2 separate regions of the Homo sapiens genome follow, and region 1 is linked to region 2. Evidence: read pairs that join two places in POLR2A ChIA-PET (ENCODE). Cell type or tissue: OCI-LY7. All regions are shown on one strand. Links, peaks and the distances in the headings refer to the core of each region. The heading gives the core; the rest is flanking DNA.

Evidence for each region. Peaks named below come from ENCODE experiments on the same cell type or tissue, not always from the same donor. Only the 100,000 strongest peaks of a DNase experiment are listed, where the experiment ranks them.
Region 1: POLR2A ChIA-PET joins it to region 2 with 5 read pairs; 2 of 35 experiments call an interaction of 5 or more read pairs at or near these places.

The regions. Positions count from the first base shown.
Region 1 is chr12:95,236,776-95,246,433 of GRCh38, reverse strand. The region is part of intron 1 of VEZT (vezatin, adherens junctions transmembrane protein); the gene reads right to left. Among named protein-coding and RNA genes, the nearest start is that of VEZT, 24 kb to the right of the region's middle. In OCI-LY7, for the core only: no CTCF peak of the experiment used is centred there; no DNase peak of the experiment used is centred there.
Region 2 is chr12:94,983,864-94,993,521 of GRCh38, reverse strand. All of the region lies in intron 3 of NDUFA12 (NADH:ubiquinone oxidoreductase subunit A12), which reads left to right. Among named protein-coding and RNA genes, the nearest start is that of NDUFA12, 15 kb to the left of the region's middle. RefSeq lists an enhancer at 3,650-4,161. In OCI-LY7, for the core only: no CTCF peak of the experiment used is centred there; no DNase peak of the experiment used is centred there; H3K27ac peaks cover 1,287 bases.

The sequences.
Region 1 (9,658 bases), core at 2,464-4,963, 250 kb before region 2:
ATATCAGATCTGGGTGGGTGCGGTGGCTCACGCCTGTAATCCCAGCACTTTGGGAGGCCAAGGCGGGTGGATCACTTGAGGTCAGGAGTTCGAGACCAGTTTGGCCAACATGGTGAAACCCCGTCTCTACTAAAAACACAGAAATTAGCCAGGCATGGTGGCACATGTCTGTAATCTCAGCTACTCGGGAGACTGAAGCAGGAGAATCCCTTGAACCCAGGAGGTGGAGGTCGCAGTGAGCTGAGATCCCGCCACTGCACTCCAGCCTGGGCAACAGAGCGAGACTCCGTCTCAAAAAAAAAAAGAAAAAGAAAAAAAAGAAAAGATATCAGATCTCCCAGATGTATAAAGTCCAACCATTCACTTATGGCAGTGCTTGTTTTCTACATGATTCATGATGTATTCTGTACAAGTGCCAGTGTCATTACTACATCATTGCTGGTTAGCTTTTATTTGAGACAGGGTCTTTCTCTGTCACCCAGGCTGGAGTGCAATGGCACGATCATAGCTTACTATAGCCTCAACCTCTGGAGATCAAGCAATCTTCCCACCTCAGCCTCTGAGTGGCTGGGACTACAGGTGCAAGCTACCATACTCAGATAATTTTTAAATTTATTGTAGAGATGGGGTCTTGCTATGTTTCTCTGGCTGGTCTCCAACTCCTGGCCTCAAGGGATCCTCCTGCCTCAGCCTCCTGAGTCACTGGGATTATAAGCATGAGCAGTTCTACCTGGCTACAGTGCTTTTATTATTAGCTTCACTCTTTTAAACTGCTTTAAACTCTTATAGATAGAACAAGTTGTAAGCTTTCAGGTCTTGGGCCAGAGAAGAATGGGCCAAAGATGGCAGAATTAGGCAACTGATTCAATAATAAATACTTACTGAACATCTTCCATGTCAGGCAACATGTAGGCACAGGGGATAAAACAAAACAGGAACAGTTTTTCCCAAAAGAGTTTTATCTTGTAATACTTCTGATAAAACCACGGTTCATCAAGCTTTCAACATTATCAAGGAAATATTGAGTGCTCTGGTACTTTCTAGGTATGCTCTGTTTCCAGAAAAATCCTCTCCCTGTTTCAGCTTCCTTAAGTACAAAGTAAGAATGCTATGGGACTCTTAAACTTGTTCAGGTAGTAAAACAAAACTCACGACACTCTGAGAAACAAGATAAAAGGTGGTATTTTTATTTTTTATTTTTTGAGACAGAGTCCCCCTTTCACCCAGGCTGGAGTGCAGTGGCACGATCTTGGCTCACTGCAACCTCCACCTCCCGGGTTCAAGTGATTCTCCTGCTTCAGCCTCCCAAGTAGCTGGGATTACAGGCATGCGCTACTACACCCAGCTAATTTTTTGTATTTTTAGTAGATATGGGGTTTCACCATGTTGGCCAGGCTGGTCTTGAACTCCTGACCTCAAATGATCCGCCCATCTCAGACTCCCAAAGTGCTGGGATTACAGGCATGAGCCACCTTGCCTGGCCAAAAGTGGTATTTTAAAATACAGAATTTTGTGCTAAACCAAATGTCATCTTATGCTACAAAATAAGCTAAATACAGAGTATGGAAATCCTGTAGATCAAATTATTTAGTTTCTATGACTCAAGGACATATCTAAATAAATAATGAAATGCATTTGTCTTTAAAAAAAAAAAACACACCAAAAAAAATTACCAAATTTCTTCAACAAATAAATGACTTTTAAAAAGGTGAGAGGCAGGAGACTGAGGTGGGAGGGAGGATGGTTTAAACCTGGGAGGCAGAGGTTACAGTGAACTGAGATCACACCATTGCACACCAGCCTGGATGACAGGGCCAGATCTTGTCTCAGAAAAAAAAAAAAAGAGGCAAGAGGGTGGGGAAAGACTAAAGTGACGTATCACCCAAATGCAACGTAGGGACTTGTTTTGGATTCTGCTTGGAACAACTGTAAGAAGGCATTTTTGAGAATTTAAGGAAGCCCAAACACAGACTAGGTATTAGATATTAGGAAATTATTATTAATTTTGTCAGATGAGATAATTATATTGGGGTTATCATTATTTATTTATTTAGAAACAGGGTCTCGTTCTGTCACCCATGCAGTGGTGTGCATAGCTCACTGCAGCCTCAAACTCCTGGGCTCGAGGAATCCTCCCACCTCAACCTCCTGTGTAGCTGGTACTACAGGTATGTGCCATTATGTCCGGCTAATTGTTTTTTATTTTAGAGACAGGGTCTCACTATGTTGCCCAGGCTGGTCTCCAACCCCTGGGCTCATGTGATCCTCCCACCTCGGCCCAAAGCACTGGGATTATAGGTGTAAGGCACTGTGCCTGGCCAGAGTTATCTTGAAAAAGGAAAAAAAAAAAAGAGTTTTTAGTCTGTTTTGTGTTGCTATAACAGAATACTTGACACTGCATATTTTATAAAGAAAGAAGCTTACTTAGCTCATAGTTCTGCAGGCTGGGAAGTTCAAGAGCATGCCACTGGCTTCTAGCAAGGGCTCTGCTGCCTAGATATAATATGGTAGAAGGTCAAAGCGGGAGTGGGTATGTGCAAAGGGGCCAAGCCCTAAGAAAGTCCTTACTTTATAACAACCTGCTCTTTCAGGAATTAATCAGTTCCCAAGAGAACTAATTCAGTTTTGAGAGAGCAAGAACTCACTCACTATTGTGAGAATGGCACCAAGCCATCCATGAAAGTGGAGCCTCGTGACCTAAATGCCTCCCATTAGGTCCTACCTCTTAAAGGTTCTACCTCCCAACATCGTAGCATGGCAATTAAATTTCAACATGAGTTTTGGCAGGGACAAACCACACCTAAATCACAGCAAGTACTTGTCTGTTAGAGATACATACTGATACATTTACAGGTGAAATTAGGTAATGTCTGATATTTGCTTTATTTTTATTTATTTATTTATAACAGGCCAAATGGGAGTCACATGGTATTTGCTTTAAAATACACCAAGAAAAAAGATGGGGGAGGGTGAGAGGAATAGATGAGACAGTTTGGTAAAATGTTAACAGCTGCTGAAGCTGAAGCTGAAGCTGAGTGATGGGTAAATGGAGCTTTTTTTTTTTTTTTTTTTGAGATGGTGTCTCACTCTGTCACCCAGGTTGGAGTGCAGTGACACTATCTCTGCTCACGGCAACCTCCAAGTGATCCTCCCATCTCTGTCTCCCAAGTAGCTGGGACCACAGGCATGCACCACCACCCTCAGCTCACTTTTTGTATTTTTGGTAGTGATGGGGTTTCACCAGGTTGCCCAGGCTGGTCTGGAACTCCTGAGCTCAAGTGATCTGCCCACCTCAAACCTCCCAAAGTGCAGGAATTACAGGCATAAGCCACCAGGCCTGGCCATGGAGTTTTCATTGTAGTATTCTCTCCCTTAAAATACATTTTTAAGGTCTATAATAAAAGTCTTTTAAAAATCAGATGCTAGGTTTTCCTAAAGTCTGGTATAAAAGGCTTAAGAAAATACTATGGAACAAAAATGTAAACTTGAAAAAATTCAACTTATTATTATAATCTGGGGAAAATATCATTTTACTGATTTTTTTTTTTTTTTTTTTTGGTGAGATGGAGTTATGCTCTTGTCACCCAGGCTGGAGTGCAATGGCACCATCTCGGCTCACTGCAACCTCCGCCTCCCAGGTTCAAGTGATTCTCCTGCCTTAGCCTCCCAAGTAGCTGGGATTACAGGAGCCAGCCACCACGCCCAGCTGACTTTTGTATTTTTACAAATACAGGGTTTTACCAGGTTGGCCAGTCTGGTCTCGAACTCCTGACCTCAGGTGATCTGCCTGCCTCAGCCTCCCAAAGTACTGGGATTACAGGCGTGAGCCACCACGCCCGGCCCATTTTATTAGATTTTAAAACACTCCACACGTAGTCCCAGCTACTGAGGATGCCTGCTTGAGCCCAGGAGTTTGAGGCCGTAGGGCCTATGATCACACTTGTGAATAGCTACTGCACTCCAGCCTAGGCAACATAGCAAAATCCTGTCTCTAAAAAAGAAAAGAAAACAAAACAAAATAAAAACCAGAAAAAACCCATTAGAGTCTTACAAACTTCTATCTAATAGTCTCAGGTGATTTTATTTTTATTTTTATTTTTTTTAGAGATGGGGTCTCACTATGCTGCCCAGGCTGATCTTGAACTCCTGGCCTCAAGCGATCCTCCCACCTTGGCCTCTCAAAGTGCTGGGATTACAAGTGTGAGCCACCATGTCCAGGTCAAACTTCCATCTAGTAGTGGTACTTCCATAGTAGTGGTAGTTTTAATGTCTATTGAAAGAGAATACGACAAAAAGCAAATGTTAATATAGATAAGATCTAAAATAAATTTATGAGTTAATCACATGTGTATCAACTAGTGTAACTTGTACATGTGCTATTTTTTGTGTTTATTTTTAAAAAATTCAGAAAATGATGAGCAAGTATTTGGACTTGCAAACTTCCTGCAACAATGTCTACGCTTTTTAATATTTTCGCCAAGGTCAACAAATATCAAAGGTATCCTCTAGCAACATGATTTCAAGTTGCTAGTCTCAGTGGAGGCACAAATAAGTGTCTACTTACCTGTCAATTTGAATTATTCACATTTTCTTTCCACAAACTAATGTAAAGTTCATGGAATAAACTATTCTCAATTATGTGATTTTTCTGAGCCATGTTTTAAAATCACCATTAAACAAGACAGTTAAAAACAAAAAGTAGAAACAAAAAAACTACTATGTTCTTATAAAGCAGTGGTTCTCAAAGTAAATCATCACTGCACAACTCCCCCTCCCCACATTTGGCAATTTCTGGAGACATTTTTCATTGTTAAAACTGAGGGGTGTGCTAGGCAGGGTAGCTCACTCCTTTAATCCCAGTACTTTGGGAGGCCAAGGCAGGAGGAATTGCTTGAGGCCAGGCGTTTGAGACTATCCTAGGTAATATAAAGCAAGACCTTGTCTCTACTAAAAATAAAAAAATTAGCCAGAAATGGTGGTGTGCGCCTCTGGTCCCAGCTACTTGGGAGGCTGAAAGTGAAGGATTGCTTGAGCCTGGAGTCAAGGCTGCAGTAAGCCATGCAAGACTCGTCTCAAAACAAACAAACAAAACCTGTTGGCAAGGCACGGTGGCTCACACCTGTAATCCCAGCACTCTGGGAGGCCAAGATGGGTGGGTCACTTGAGGTCAGGAGTTTGAAACCAGCCTGGCCAACATGGTGAAACCTTGTCTCTACTAAAAAAAAATACAAAAATTAGCCGGGCGTGGTGGTGCACATCTGTAGTCCCAACTACTTGGGAGGCCTGAGGCAGGAGAATCACTTGAACCCGGGAGGCGGAGGCTGCAGCTGAGATAGCGCCACTGCACTCCAGCCTGGGCAACACAGCAAGACTCCGTCTTAAAAAACAAAAACAAAACAAAAAAATCCCCAAAAAACTGTGGGGTGGATGTGAGCAGCGCTACTGGTATCTAGTGTGTAGAGATCGGGATGCTGCTCAACATCCTATATTGCACAGGACAACCCTCACAAAGAGTTATCTGGCCCAAAGCATCAATAGTTCTAAGGCTGAGAACCTGTTTTTGAGTATAAGGAATCAAAGATTGAAAAAATCACAAAAAAATATGTAGCCTAGCAGCTGCTTTCATTATTTACTTTTTATTTTGGGACGATGACTGATTTGAAAAGCAATGACCAAAATGGAAAATTAGCTGTTTTTCCATGACTTGCAATGCTCAACAGCCTGTTGCAAAAACAGGCTTTCTAAGAGTGAAATGAGTTACCTTCGAAATAACTGCATTAGAATTTATGCATTGAAATTTTAATCAGCTACTAATATAAAACCAAAATAATTATAGCACTTGGTTACACTAAGTATTGTGATAATCAATATGAACCTTTAAATAGGCTAAGAAATGTTATTACAGTATTAAAAATATCTGAAGAAAATAATTTTCTATATAACATCGTTTTACTCCAGTAGAGCCTTAAATTTTAAAAACTTTAAGAATAGCTGAGCTAAGCTGTTGGGAGATTATTTCTACATAAACTTCATGCTCATCTAACTGAACTTCAGTCTTCCAATAAAAAATTTTCCTTATTTAAAAAATTATGTTGGGGTGTCAACATAAGAAAAGAAGTGCAAATCTGACTATCTGGGCCATAGATATTAACTAGGAAAGTTAGATATCTCAATAAACCTAGCCTCTTCCACAAATGGCACTTTACTGAATGGTTTCTTTTGGATATTGACACACTATTAATATCAATACTACAGGTCCACAATCCAGCACATCTACTGGGCTAAGAACAGTCAATGATTGTCTATCTTCCAACTCAGTAGTCATTGTTGCAATGTTTCTGTTTTCCTCTTTCTTTTCTTCCTTCCTTCCTTCCTTCCTTCCTTCCTTCCTTCCTTCCTTCCTTCCTTCCTTTCTTTCTCTCTTTCTCTCTCTGTCTCCTCTCTCTCTCTCCTCTCTCTCTCTCTCTCTCTCTCTCTCTCTCTCTTTCGAGTCTCCCTCTGTTGCTCAGGCTGGAGGGCAGTGGCACAATCTCAGCTCACTGCAACTTCCACCTCTCAGGTTCAAGTGATTTTCCTGCCTCAGCTTCCCGAGTAGCTGGGATTAAAGGCATGTGCCACCACACCTGGCTAATTTTTGTATTTTTAGTAGAGATGGTGTTTCACCATGGTGGCCAGGCTGGTCTCAAACTCCTGACCTCAAGTGATCTGCCCTCCTTGGCCTCCTAAAGTGCTGGGATTACAGGTGTGAGCTACCGTGCTGGGCCTTATGTCACTTATTCTGTCTGTCTGAACCCTCCGAGCTCTTCACACTAGCCCTGATGCACCCTTGAGACTCTCTCCTTCCCTTTATCAGAAGAGCTGATCTCAGAGCCATATACCCTTTCAGAAAAGCAATTTGTAGTCTGCACTAACTAGTGGCCAAATTCTGATTCTGATCCCTCACACTATCTATTCTCTCTTGCAGATGGCAATGACTGAGTGCTAACAGCATTCCAGGGTAAAGATCATCTGGATAGAAAAGGGACAATCATCATTTACTCCTTTATCACTAGCCAAATATTTATTGAGCACCTACTCTGTGTCAGGCACTAGTTACTTTAGCAGTTCTCTGCCATTAACTTCTCTCTGGGGATATACAAGAAAAGTTAACTTATTTCATCTGTAAAAGGACACTAAGCTCAACTGCTCAACCTCAGTTTGTTTTTTTGTTTTTTACTGCCTTGCTACTTTTATACTAAAAATTTAAAAAATACAAAAAGATATAAAATGAGAAATAACTTTGTTTTTCCTACCCTAGTCCCCTAGTCTCTCACCCAAAAGGTAATAAATATTTAGCTCATGAATCCTTCCCCCAAAATTTAGTATCCACTTATATATGTATGAATAGCCTTCAAAATTTCTATACAAATGGAAATATACTATATACTTTTCTCTGCACTTGCTTCATCGAATGTATTTTAGAGACCTTTCCATATTAGGACATATATTGTACCTTATTCCTTTTTAGTGTCCTTATAGCATTTCAATTCTATGAATCTATCATGATTTATTTATCCAGTCTCTTATTGTTGGATAACTGGGACTACAAGAAGTATAAAAAATGAAAACATTTAATAAATGTGTTTAAGTATTAAAATCAAAATAACTTGATTACTGATTGAAATGGTTGGCAATGGAGGGATCAAGATTAAGATTTCTGATTTGAAGAATCAGGTGGTGCTATTTAATGAAATATGAAACAGTGGCGTAGCAACAAATCTGAGGAGGAAGGTGATGTATTAGAAGTGCCTATGAGATAGTCAAATGTGAATGGCTTAGACCTAAAATGTCTGGAGGTCAGGAAAGTAGCCTACTGAATGTATACATTCAAGTTTTTAGCATATAAATATGGTGGCAAACTCATATGACATACCAGTATAGAAACATATGTAGTCTGGAAGATCAACTAGAGATAATGGCAAGAGAAGACAGGAAGGCCCTAACAGAGTTACTATATATATTTTAGAAAACAGTAGAGCCAAGCCTGAAAAACAATGTAGTAACACTAAAAATAGTTGACATTTGCTGAGTTGCTTATTTACTAGGCATTGAGTTAAGCACGTTTTATAATACCTCATTTAATTCTAACAACTCTATAAAGAGGTATTTTTATTATTACCCTCATTTTACAGATGAGGAAACTGAGTCATAAAGAGGTTATAACTTGCTTAAAGTCACCCATCAGAATATAAACCCAGTTAGTCTGATTCCAAAGCCCATACTTTTAAACTATAATATAAAATTGTCTCTTTGAGAAAAATTGAGATGTAAAAGAAACAACCTCTCTCAAGTTCACCATATGTATCATATGATATATTCTATAAGGTTCAAAATGCTCAACCCTGCAAGGCATAATTTTTAATTCAATCATATTTTTGTCTCTCTTCAAGCTAACTTCATCTTAAATTGTCCCCTTCCATTGGTGGCTTTAAGTTTCATAGAAGCTACAGAATCTGGGAACATACCAATACAGACTTTTTTCTCGTGAGAACATTTTAGAAAATGCTCATATAAAATTGGTGTTATTATGATCTACAGGCTCCATGACTTTTATTCATCCTTCAGGGAGAGCTCTATACTTATTAGCCTAAGGCTAATATAAAGTAGCAAATGGCAAGAAGTCAAGAAATTTTAAGGTATAAACTCAGAGAAGAGAAATAATCAAGAGGCAATGGATTACCAATTTAGAAATTTAGTTTCCAAGGGAAACAGAGCCACAACAGACACCAACATGAACAAGATAATAAAAACAAAACAAAACAAAATAATATTCCAGTGCTGTGTTTTCCCAAGGCTATGGGGGCTATACGTGGTGAGTGTTTGGTAATGGCCCTTGATCTTCTCCCACTGCCCATTTCTGAGGTTACAGCAAGTTTAACCTCTGGTTTGGTGATATCAGTGGAGGCTGATAATTCTGCTTGATACTACCCAGATGCACAATTTTCTCACAGGAGGATGATCCAGTGTAGTTCCTATCTGGTTGGTTGATTTCTTTTCCACCCATCTCCCCACAAACAACAGCAGTACTAAACATTTATTGAGTACCCAGACAGGGCCAGGAATTAATCTAAGTATTTTTTTTTTATGTACAAGCCTGTCTCATCTTTGCAATAACCTTATGAGGCATGGCTCATTTTAGATATGAGGAAACTAAGGCACAGAGAGACCAAGGGAACTTGCCCAAGGTCACAAGGACAGATAGTAGTAAACAACAGAAGAGGGATTTTTCTGAGTTGGAAAAACCTGACAGATTCAGTGCTGTTACCTACCCCATCATATTGCAAATAATTTTGAGTAAACAAGTTCATTAATTTGGTCTAATGTAGTACTGTGTATAGTTGTTTTATTTAACTAGAAACTAAACTTGTAATTTTAAATCTATTTAGCAGATTAAGTTAGAAAACTCAAAATAGGCTAGCATTATTCTCCTGATAATATCTACATTTATTCCCAATTGCCTTATTTTTGCTTCAGATGAGCTATAGTTCACATGTAAGAATTCAGTAAGAGCCAAGCACCATGGCTGATGCCTGTAATCCTAGCACTTTGGGGGACCAACATGGATGGATCACTCAAGGTCAGGAGTTTGAGACCAGCTTGGCCAATGTAGTGAAACCCC
Region 2 (9,658 bases), core at 3,114-5,613:
TCCCGAGTAGCTGGGACTACAGGCTCATGCTACCACGCCTGGCTAATTTTTGTATTGTTAGTAGAGATGGGGTTTCACCGTTTTGGCCAGGCTGGTCTTGAACTCCTGACCTCAGGTGATCCACCCGCCTCGGCCTCTCAAAGTGCTGGGATTACAGGCATGAGCCACTGCACTCGGCCTAATTTTTGTATTTTTTATAGAAATGCGATTTCGCCATGTTGCCCAGGCTGGCCTCAAACTCCTAGGCTCAAGTGATCCACCCACCTCGGCCTCTCAAAGTGCTGGGATTATAGGCATGAGCCACCATGCCCAGCTTTTATTTATTTTTTTAGTTGAAATGGGATCTTGCTATGTTGCCCAGGCTGGAACTCCTGGGCTCAAGCAATCCTCTCACCTCACCCTTCCAAGTAGCTGAGATTATAAGCACGAGCCACCATGCCTGGTTCATTTTATTTTATTTAACTTGGCAATATTTATTTCATTACAAAAATATTTATTGAATATCTCTCTATAAAGCAGTCAGTGGTGTTCTTCTGAAAGTATCTGTCCTATTTACATTGAGTGCATAATAAGTTACCCTTAAATTTAGTGGCTTAAAACAACAACTGTTTCTCTCTCCATAGTTTTTTTTTGGGTCAGGAGTTCAGACAAGATAAAACGAGGGTGGCTAGTCTCTGCTCCTAGATGTCTGATGTCTGGAGCCTCAGCTGGAAGACTCCAAGTCTGGACACTGGAATCATCTGAAAACTTGTTCACTTAGTATCTGGCATTTATTGCTGGCTGTCAGCTGGGGGTATAGTTGGGCCTGTGGGTTGGAACACCTTCCTGTTGCCTGGGCTGACACAGGCAAGTGCTCTGAGAGAGTGAGCTAGGCAGGAACCATATTGCCTTATCTAACTTAGTCTTGCAAATTGTCCAGTGTCACTTTCATATTCCATTGATTGAGGCAATTAGAAAGCTCCACCCAAGTTCTACATGAGAAAACATGAACCTATCTCTTGATGGAGGCATGTCAACATCACAGTATATATTGGGATGTGTAATGGTGTGGCTGTCTTGGAAAAACAATATGCCATAGTATCACCTGTCTGGGTGAAGCGAAAGGTGAAAAGAACTTTGGCTGTAATCTTATCTGGCAGTTTGACTTTAAGCAAGTTCCTTAACCTCTCTGGGGGTTAGTCTCATTGTCTATAAAATGAGAGCCCTAAAATTCCTTAGGTCTCTAAAATTTGTATGACTTTATAATACGCATATTTTGAAATGAAATTCTAAATGCTCACTTGAATTACCAAATTTTGCATGACGTATTTCAAAGCAAAGTACTTATATCTGTTTCATAGATTGCTGAAATAATACCATACAGTTGATATACAATTAAACTCTGGAGCTCCTTTCCAGTGGTCTAGAAAATTTCACCCAAAAACTAGAAATAAGTATATCTGGTGGGCTGTGACATTTTATTTTAATTGAATTTGATCATCAGAGCTAGTTTTGGGCTGTCTTCAGTAGAAAGTGGGATAATCTCAGTGTATTTGCCTCTGTTCTAAAGAGTCACTTGGAAACCCAGATATGTGACATAAGTGAGTGAAGTGCAGCTATGAAACAATAGGACGTAGTGGAGACTGCAGTGAACTGAAAAGTACAGACTTGTCAAAGAGGGCAGCAGGCTTATTCAGCAACCTGCAGTTCCATCAGGTGAGAATTCTGCGAAGGGTTTCTGGATGATTTTTCAAAGGTGGACATCTGTATTTATTTGTGAGACTTCTTGTTTTTTCTTGCTTTTTTTTTTTTTTTTGAGATAGCGTCTCACTCTGTCGCCCAGGCTGGAGTGCAGTGGCACCATCTTGGCTCACTGCAACTTCCGCCTCCCAGGTTCAAGCAATTCTCCCGCCTCAGCCTCTCAAGTAGCTGGGACTACAGGTGCCTGCCACCGTACCTGGCTAATTTTTGTACTTTTACTACAGACAGGTTTCACCATGTTGGCCAGGTTGGTCTTGAACTCCTGGCCCCGAGTGATCCACCCACTTTGGCCTCGCAAAGTGTAGGGATTACAGGCATGAGCCACTGCACCGGGTCAGTTCTTTTTTTTTTCAATTAATTTTTAAAAATATTTGACATTTTAAATACAGCATTATCTAGCAGAACTTTTCACAATGACGGAAGTGTTCTTTATCTGCCCTGTCCAATAGGGTAACCACTTGCCACGTGTGGCCCAGAACATTTTATTATTATTAATATTATTATTATTTTGAGACGGGGACACTCTGTTGCCCAGGCTGGAGAGCAATGGCACAATCAGTCTCGACTTCCTGGGCTCAAGTGATCCTCCTGCCTCAGCCCCCTGAGTAGCTGGGACTACAGGCATGTGGCACCATGCCCAGCTAATTTTTTTGTATTTTTAGTACAGATGAGGTTTCGCCATGTTGCCCAGGCTGGTCTCAAACTCCTGGACTCAAATGATTCGCCAACCTCTGCCTCCCAAAATACTGGGATTAGAGGCATGAGCCACCACACCTGGCCTTTCTAGAGCACTTTAAAATGTGGATAATGCAACTGAGGACATTTTAAAATTTTTATTTAAGATAAGTAGGCTACTCGATTGGACAGAATAGTTTGTTTGTTTTTCAAATACTGTGAGCTAAGCAAAACATATTTGTACTGTACATTTTTGCTGAGCTATAACCAGATTTCAACCCCTGTTCTACTACTTGGACTAATTGTGAGCACTGACTGTGTCAGTGATGTAATTTGAAGAATATGATAATGGATAATATCTTTAAAAGCTCACTGGGGCTTGGTGTGGTGGCTCATACCTGTAGTCCCAGCACTTTGGAAGGCTGAGGCATGAGGCTCGCTTGAGGCCAGAAGTTTGAGACCAGCCTGGGCAACATAACAAGGCCTCATCTCTATAAATAAAAAAAGTTTTAGAAAATTAGCCAGGCATGGTTGTACATGCCTGTAGTTCCAGCTACTTGGGAGGCTGAGGTGGGAGGATCCCTTCAGCCCAGGGGTTTGAGGTTGCAAGGAGGTATGATTGCACCACTGTACTCCAGCGTGGGTGACAGAGTGAAACCCTGTCTCTGAATAAAAAAAGCTCTTTGGTTCTTACCGTGAGAAAGCAGCACTGATTAGGAGCTTTCTCATGCTACATCATTTGGGGATTGCTGTTGCACTCTTTTTAGTGGGAAATAACAACCTGTGGTTCCGTTAAGGTCTGAGGAGCTGTGGGGTTTTTTTGTTTTTTTTTTTTCCACATTCTATGTCTCTTTATTTTTTTCCTTCAACTTTTATTCTAAGCTCCAGGGTACATGTGCAGGATGTGCAGGTTGACATAGGTAAACATGTGCCATGATGGTTTGCTGCACAGATCATCCTATCACCTAGGTATTAAGCCCAGCATGCATTGAGCTTTGGTTTTAGGTTTAGAACCATCAACCTTCTCCAAAGGGGCATTCTATATGTTAGGAGGACTATTTGAGACCAAGGTGTCAACATGGAATTCAGGCTTTAGGAGCTGAGGTGTCCTGGTTTTTGTTTAACTGAGAGATTGTTTCTTGGGTGGAATTGGTCCTGGGAGGCTATAGAAGGCATGTGAGCTGTCTTATTCAGATTGACATCTACCTGCTTCAAAATGTTCATCTAACATTGGTGCTCAGGGGCCACATTTTGGGAGATGAGGGGTAGGGGTGTGATTTCAATTATGTGCGATTAATTATGTTTAAAATTATAAAATAGTAAAAACCTGAAAAGCTAAAAGTTCTATTCAGTGGAGCAAGTCCTTTTATTTGATCTGAGACCACATGAAAATGAAGCTAAGAGCTGTAGAAGATCACTCCAGCAGGTGCCTAAGGGCAAGTGAGGATTCAAAGCTGCATTTCTTTGTGGAGAGGAGCCTCCTAAGGTCTGAGTACCTTTGATGACCCTTATTTGTATGGGAAGCTTCACGGCTTGTGATGAATCTTTTTAGGGAGAAATGGTGTTGAACAAGCTTAGCTGTTTGTTTCTCAAACCCCTCTTTGTTGACCGTGACACACTGTGGAATTCTAAATCTGTGGATTCTTACCTTTGATTCATGAATAAATTTGATGTTGGGTTGATATATCTCTAATTAGAGAGCTAGGTATTATCACGTGTAGAGAGTAATTGTACAGATACAATTTATCATCCCTATTCAAATAACTATTTAGTACCTACCAGGTGCCAAGAACCTGGGGTAAAGCAGTGAATAAAACAAGGTCCTTGTTTTCATAGGGGAAGGCAGAAAAACATCCTTTATATAATTGTGGTAATGAAAAATGCAAGGAAGATAATATGAAGCTGGGCCTCATGGGAATCAAGAGCAATGGAAGGGTCAGGTGGCTGTTTTATACAGCAGTTAGAGAAAGCTTCTTTGAGAAAGTGACATTTGAGGAAAGACGTAGAAGCGGGGAGAAAGCGTTCCAGGCAGAGGGAACCACAGGTGCAAAGCCTGTATGTTTGAGATGTATTGCTTGGTCTGTTCAAAGAACAGCAGTATGGCCAGTTTGGCTGGAATGGAATGAGTGAGGGGAAGATGTTAAGAAACGAGGTAGGAGAAATAGCTAGGGCCCAAATCATGTAGATGTTGTAAGATGAAAGGTTCTTGTATCGGCTCGAACCCTGAGAGTGCATCAGCAGACAACATGGCAGTGTGGAGCAACACACTGTTTTAATGAGCGCCTGGGTGCAGGTGGGCTGATGCCTAAAATGGCGTTAGCACCAAATGAGGATGGGGCAGGGGTTTTATAGTCTCCTGTAAACAGGAAGTGTCTCAGTCTGATGTAACTGCTACATAGTACCTGGACGGCCTGCCCCTCAATCTTCAAGGGGGTATGTGTCTTTCGGCCAGCTCTCTTCCTGCTTCTGCTGTCTTGCTGACCCACGCTGCTGGCCCAAGCTTGGGACTGGGCCTGAGAAGGGAGGAGTTATTCATCTCTTCAAGCTTTCAGGCCTCAGGGAGAATCTTTCAGTAAGCCATGGTACATACTTCGGCTTTTTGTCTGAATTTATTTGGAAGTCACTGGAAGGTAAGATAGGGTGTGATCTGATTTACAGTTTTTTAACATTTGGAATAATCCCGAACTTTCAGAATCATTACTAATATTTTAATAAAAGTAAGTTGCCAAATTGATGCCCCATCACTCCTGAATACTTTAGTGTGTACGTCTTGCAAACAAGAACATTGTCCTACATAACCACAATATGACCATAAATATCAGGAAAGTAACAAAGATACACTATGAAAGGGAGGCAAAATTTTACCCTTATCCTCTTAGGGCTTTTTGGTTGGGCTTGAGAATTAAAGACATGTTAACAGGAGAAAAGCATACAAATTTATTTAATATAAGAGTTCCGTGATGTGGAGCCCTCATAAGGGATGAAGACCCAAAGATGCAGTTCATGTTGAACACTTAGATACTGAATTGGACAAGGAGTAGAACACTGAAAATGAGAAGACAAAGGGACTTGGGCTTGAGTAGGTTAATTGGGTGGAGAAGTGACTAAGAAGATAAAAGTTAATTTAACAACGTTTGTGCAGATTTCCCTTGACCTCAATTTCCTGTCCTTGATGTAGAATGATAGTTTCCTTCTGGTATAGGGAGGATATCTTTGATGTGGGAATTTTTTCTCCTGCTTTCAGAAAGAAAAAGGCCATATTATTCTTGTGCCTGCTGTTTTTCTTTACCTTTTTTTTTTTTTTTTTTTTTTTTTGAGACAATGTCCTGCCCTGTCACCCAGGCTGGAGTGCAGTGGTACAGTCTGCAGCCTCGACCTCCTGGGCTCAAATGATCCTCCTATCTCAGCCTCCCAAGTAGGTGGGATTACAGGCATGTGCCACTACACCTGGCGAATTTTTGTATTTTAAGTAGAGACGGGGTTTCATCATGTTGGCCAGGCTGGTCTTGAACTCCTGGCCTCAAGTGATCTGCCTACCTTGGCCTCCCAAAGTGCTGAGATTACAGGCATGAGCCACCACACCCAGCCGTGCCTGCTGTTGTTCAAGTGCCTTTAACTCAGCATAGTCCATATGCCAGAGCTGCATATTTTGGAGCAGCGTGTTCTGAACTTCAGCCACTCAGGTTTCGTCAGTTGTCCCAACAGTGTCCTTTATAGAGAGATCCAATCACACATTTCATATGGATCTCAAGTTCTTTAGTCTCCTTCACACTTGATTGGTTCCTCAACTTTTCTGTGATTTTCATGACCTTGACGCTTTTGAAAATTACTTGACAGTTATATTGTTGAAGGTCCCTCAGTGAGTTTGTTGAATGTTTCCTCATGACTAGGTTCAGGCTATGCTTCTGTGACATTCCTGTCACTGAAGCCATGTTTTTCTTGTTGCACTCTATTAAGTAGCAGCTGATTTGTTTTTGTCCTATTATTAATGAAAACCTCTATCACGTGATTAAGGGGTCTGCCGGTTTTCTCCATTCTAAAGTTACTAATTTTCCCTTTGAAATTAATTAGCATTTTGTGGGGAGACACTTTGAGGTTATGTAAGTATCCCCTTACTCATCAAAGCTTTAATTCATTATTTGTATCTGTATCAACTCCTATTTTAATCAATGGGTTATAATCCATTGCTTTAAATGGTTCTTTTATTGTTCAAATTGGGCTCAATTTGACTAGTTGGAACCCATTCAAGCTGCATTTGGAGTTCTTTGGAGGTTTTTAGAGGGGAGGGGTTCTCAGTTTTTAAAAATATTTTATTTGAGATAGGGTCTCACTCTGTCGCCCAGGCTGAGTGCACTGGTGCTTTCACAGCTCACTCCAGCCTCAACCTCCTGGGCTTAAGCCATCCTCCTGCCTCAGCCTCCCAAGTAGCTGGGACTACAGGGGTGCATCACCACAACCTGCTGGTTTTTTTTTAGGAGATAGGGGTCTCACAGTGTTGCCCAGGCTAAAATTTTATTTTTAATTGACAAATAATAATTGTATATATTTGTGGGGTACAATATGATGTTTTGATACATGTTTACATTGTGGAATGATTAAATCAAGCCAATTAGTAAATCAATTACCTCACATACTTATCATTTTTTTGTGGTAAAAACACTTAAAATTATTTTAGCAATTTCCAAATATACAGTGAATTATTATTTATTACAGTCACCATTCTGTGCAGTAGAGCACTAAAGCTTAGTCCTCCTAACTGAAATTTTGTACTCTTTTATCAACATCTCCTCTTTCTTATACTCTCCACTCCTCCTGCCCGTGGTAACCACCATTCTACTCTGCTTGTTTTTCTTTTTTTTTCTTTTGAAGACAGGGTCTTGTTCTGTCTCCCAGGCTGGAGTTCAGTGGCACATTAATAGCCCACTACAGCTTCAATATGCTGTGCTCAAGCGATCTTCCCAACTCAGCCTCCTGAGTAGCTGAGACTAGCTTATTTATTTATTTATTTATTTATTTATTTAGAGACAGAGTTATGCTCTTGTCGCCCAGACTGGGATGCAGTGACGTGATCCCAGCTCACCGCAACCTCTGCCTCCCGGGTTCAAGCGATTCTCCTGCCTCAGCCTCCTGAGTAGCTAGGATTACAGGTGCACACCACCATGCCCAGCTAACTTTTGTATTTTTAGTAGAGACGGGGTTTCACCATATTGGCCAGGCTGGTCTCAAATTCCTGACCTCAGGTGATCTGTCCACCTCGGCCTCCCAGAGTGCTGGGATTACAGGTGTGAGCCACTGTGCCTGGCCTATTTTTATTTTTAGTAGAAGTGAGCTCTTGCTATGTTGCACAGTCTGATCTGGTTTCCCTGATGATTAGTGACAATGAGCATTTTTTTCATATAGCTGTTGACCATTTGTATGTCTTCTGAGAAATGTCTGGGTACTTTGTCCCTGCCAACCGCTTTTTTTTTTTTTTTTTTTTTGAGATGGAGTCTTGTTCTGTCTCCCAGGCTGGAGTGCAGTGGCGTGATCTCAGCTCACTGCAAGCTCCACCTCCCAGGTTCACGTCATTCTCCTGCCTCAGCCTCCTGAGTAGCTGGGACTACAGGCGCTGACCACCATGCCCAGCTAAATTTTTTGTATTTTTTTAGTAGAGACGAGGTTTCACCATGTTAGCCAGGATTGTGTTGATCTCCTGACCTCGTGATCCACCCACCTCGGCCTCCCAACGTGCTGGGATTACAGGCGTGAGCCACTGCGCCCGGCCTACCAACCACTTTTTTTAAAGATAGGGTCTCGCTATGTTGCCCAGGCAAAAGTACAGTGGTGTGACCATGGCTTACTGCAGCCCTGACCTCCTGGGCTCAAGCAATCCTTCCACCTCAGCCTCCTAAGTAGCTGGAACTGCAGCCATGTGCCACCATGCCCGACTAATTTAAAAATTTTTTTTATAAAAACACAGTCTCCCTATGTTACCCAGGCAGGTCTGTAACTCCTGGCCTCAAATAATCCTCCCACCTTGGCCTATCAAAATGCTGGGATTACAGGCATGAGCCATCATGCCCAGCCACTTTGCTTTTATTTTATTTTATTTTATCTTATTTTATGTTATGTTATGTTAATTTTAATTTTTGAGATAGAGTCTCGCTCTGTTGCCAGGCTGGAGTGCAGTGGTGCGATCTTGACTCACTGCAACCTCTGCTTCCCAGGTTCAAGCAATTCTCCTGCCTCAGCCGCCCGAGTAGCTGGGATTACAGGCGTGCGCTGCCACGCCCAGCTAATTTTTGTATTTTTAATAGAGATGGGGTTTCACCATGTTGGCCAGGATGGTGAGTTTTTTTAATTCCATATATATATATTATATATATATGGGTTTTTTGTTGTTTTTTTTTTTTGGCTATTAGCATTAGAGGGGGTCATTTTGAAAAGTCTTCATCATTCTTGGAGCACCTTCTTACTTTCTGACATGAGGTGTTCCAGGTTCATCTTAGAGTTTCTCTGTTCCAGCCTTGGAGACAGCCATTTCTCTGAGGAGCCCTGTGTTTGTTTGCTTTTTTTTGTTGCTTTTTTGTTTCTTTGGAGACGGAGTTTCACTCTTACTGCCCAGGCTGGAGTGCAATGGCGCAATCTCAGCTCAACCGCAACCTCCGCCTCTGGGTTCAAGCGATTCTCCTGCGTCAGCTGGTCTTGAACTCCCAACCTCAGGTGATTCACCCACCTTGGCCTCCCAAAGTGCTGGGATTACAGGCATGAGCCACCACACCCGGCCGTTTGCTTGTTTTTTAGTGGAGAGTGGTATTAGAAACTAAGATATGAATGTCAGATGTGCTCATCATTATTGGAATGTCAGTGCTTCCAGGCCTTCTCAGTGGACAAGCTAGGAAACATGGGTAATGATTGTGTGTCCCCACCAGTACCACTGACGGCAGTCCAGCACTACAGTTTACACTCCAGTTTTCTCCCTTTCCACATTTATAGCTGGTTTCTTCTTAATATAGTTATTTGATCAATTCCACTGTGTGTAACTAAGTTCCCATTGCTGCCCTCTCATCCCCCCTCCCCCACTGGACTTCCTCCTTACCCTATTTTGCCTCCAGCACCCCAAACCAGCTTGCCACCCTCCCTTCTCCTTGTGTGGACAGGCTCTTCTCCCCACAAAGGCTCTGACACATCTTGCTGGGCTACCGCAACACCCTCCCTCACATACCAAGTGCTACATTCCTCGGGCCCACTTAATGACTTTTGC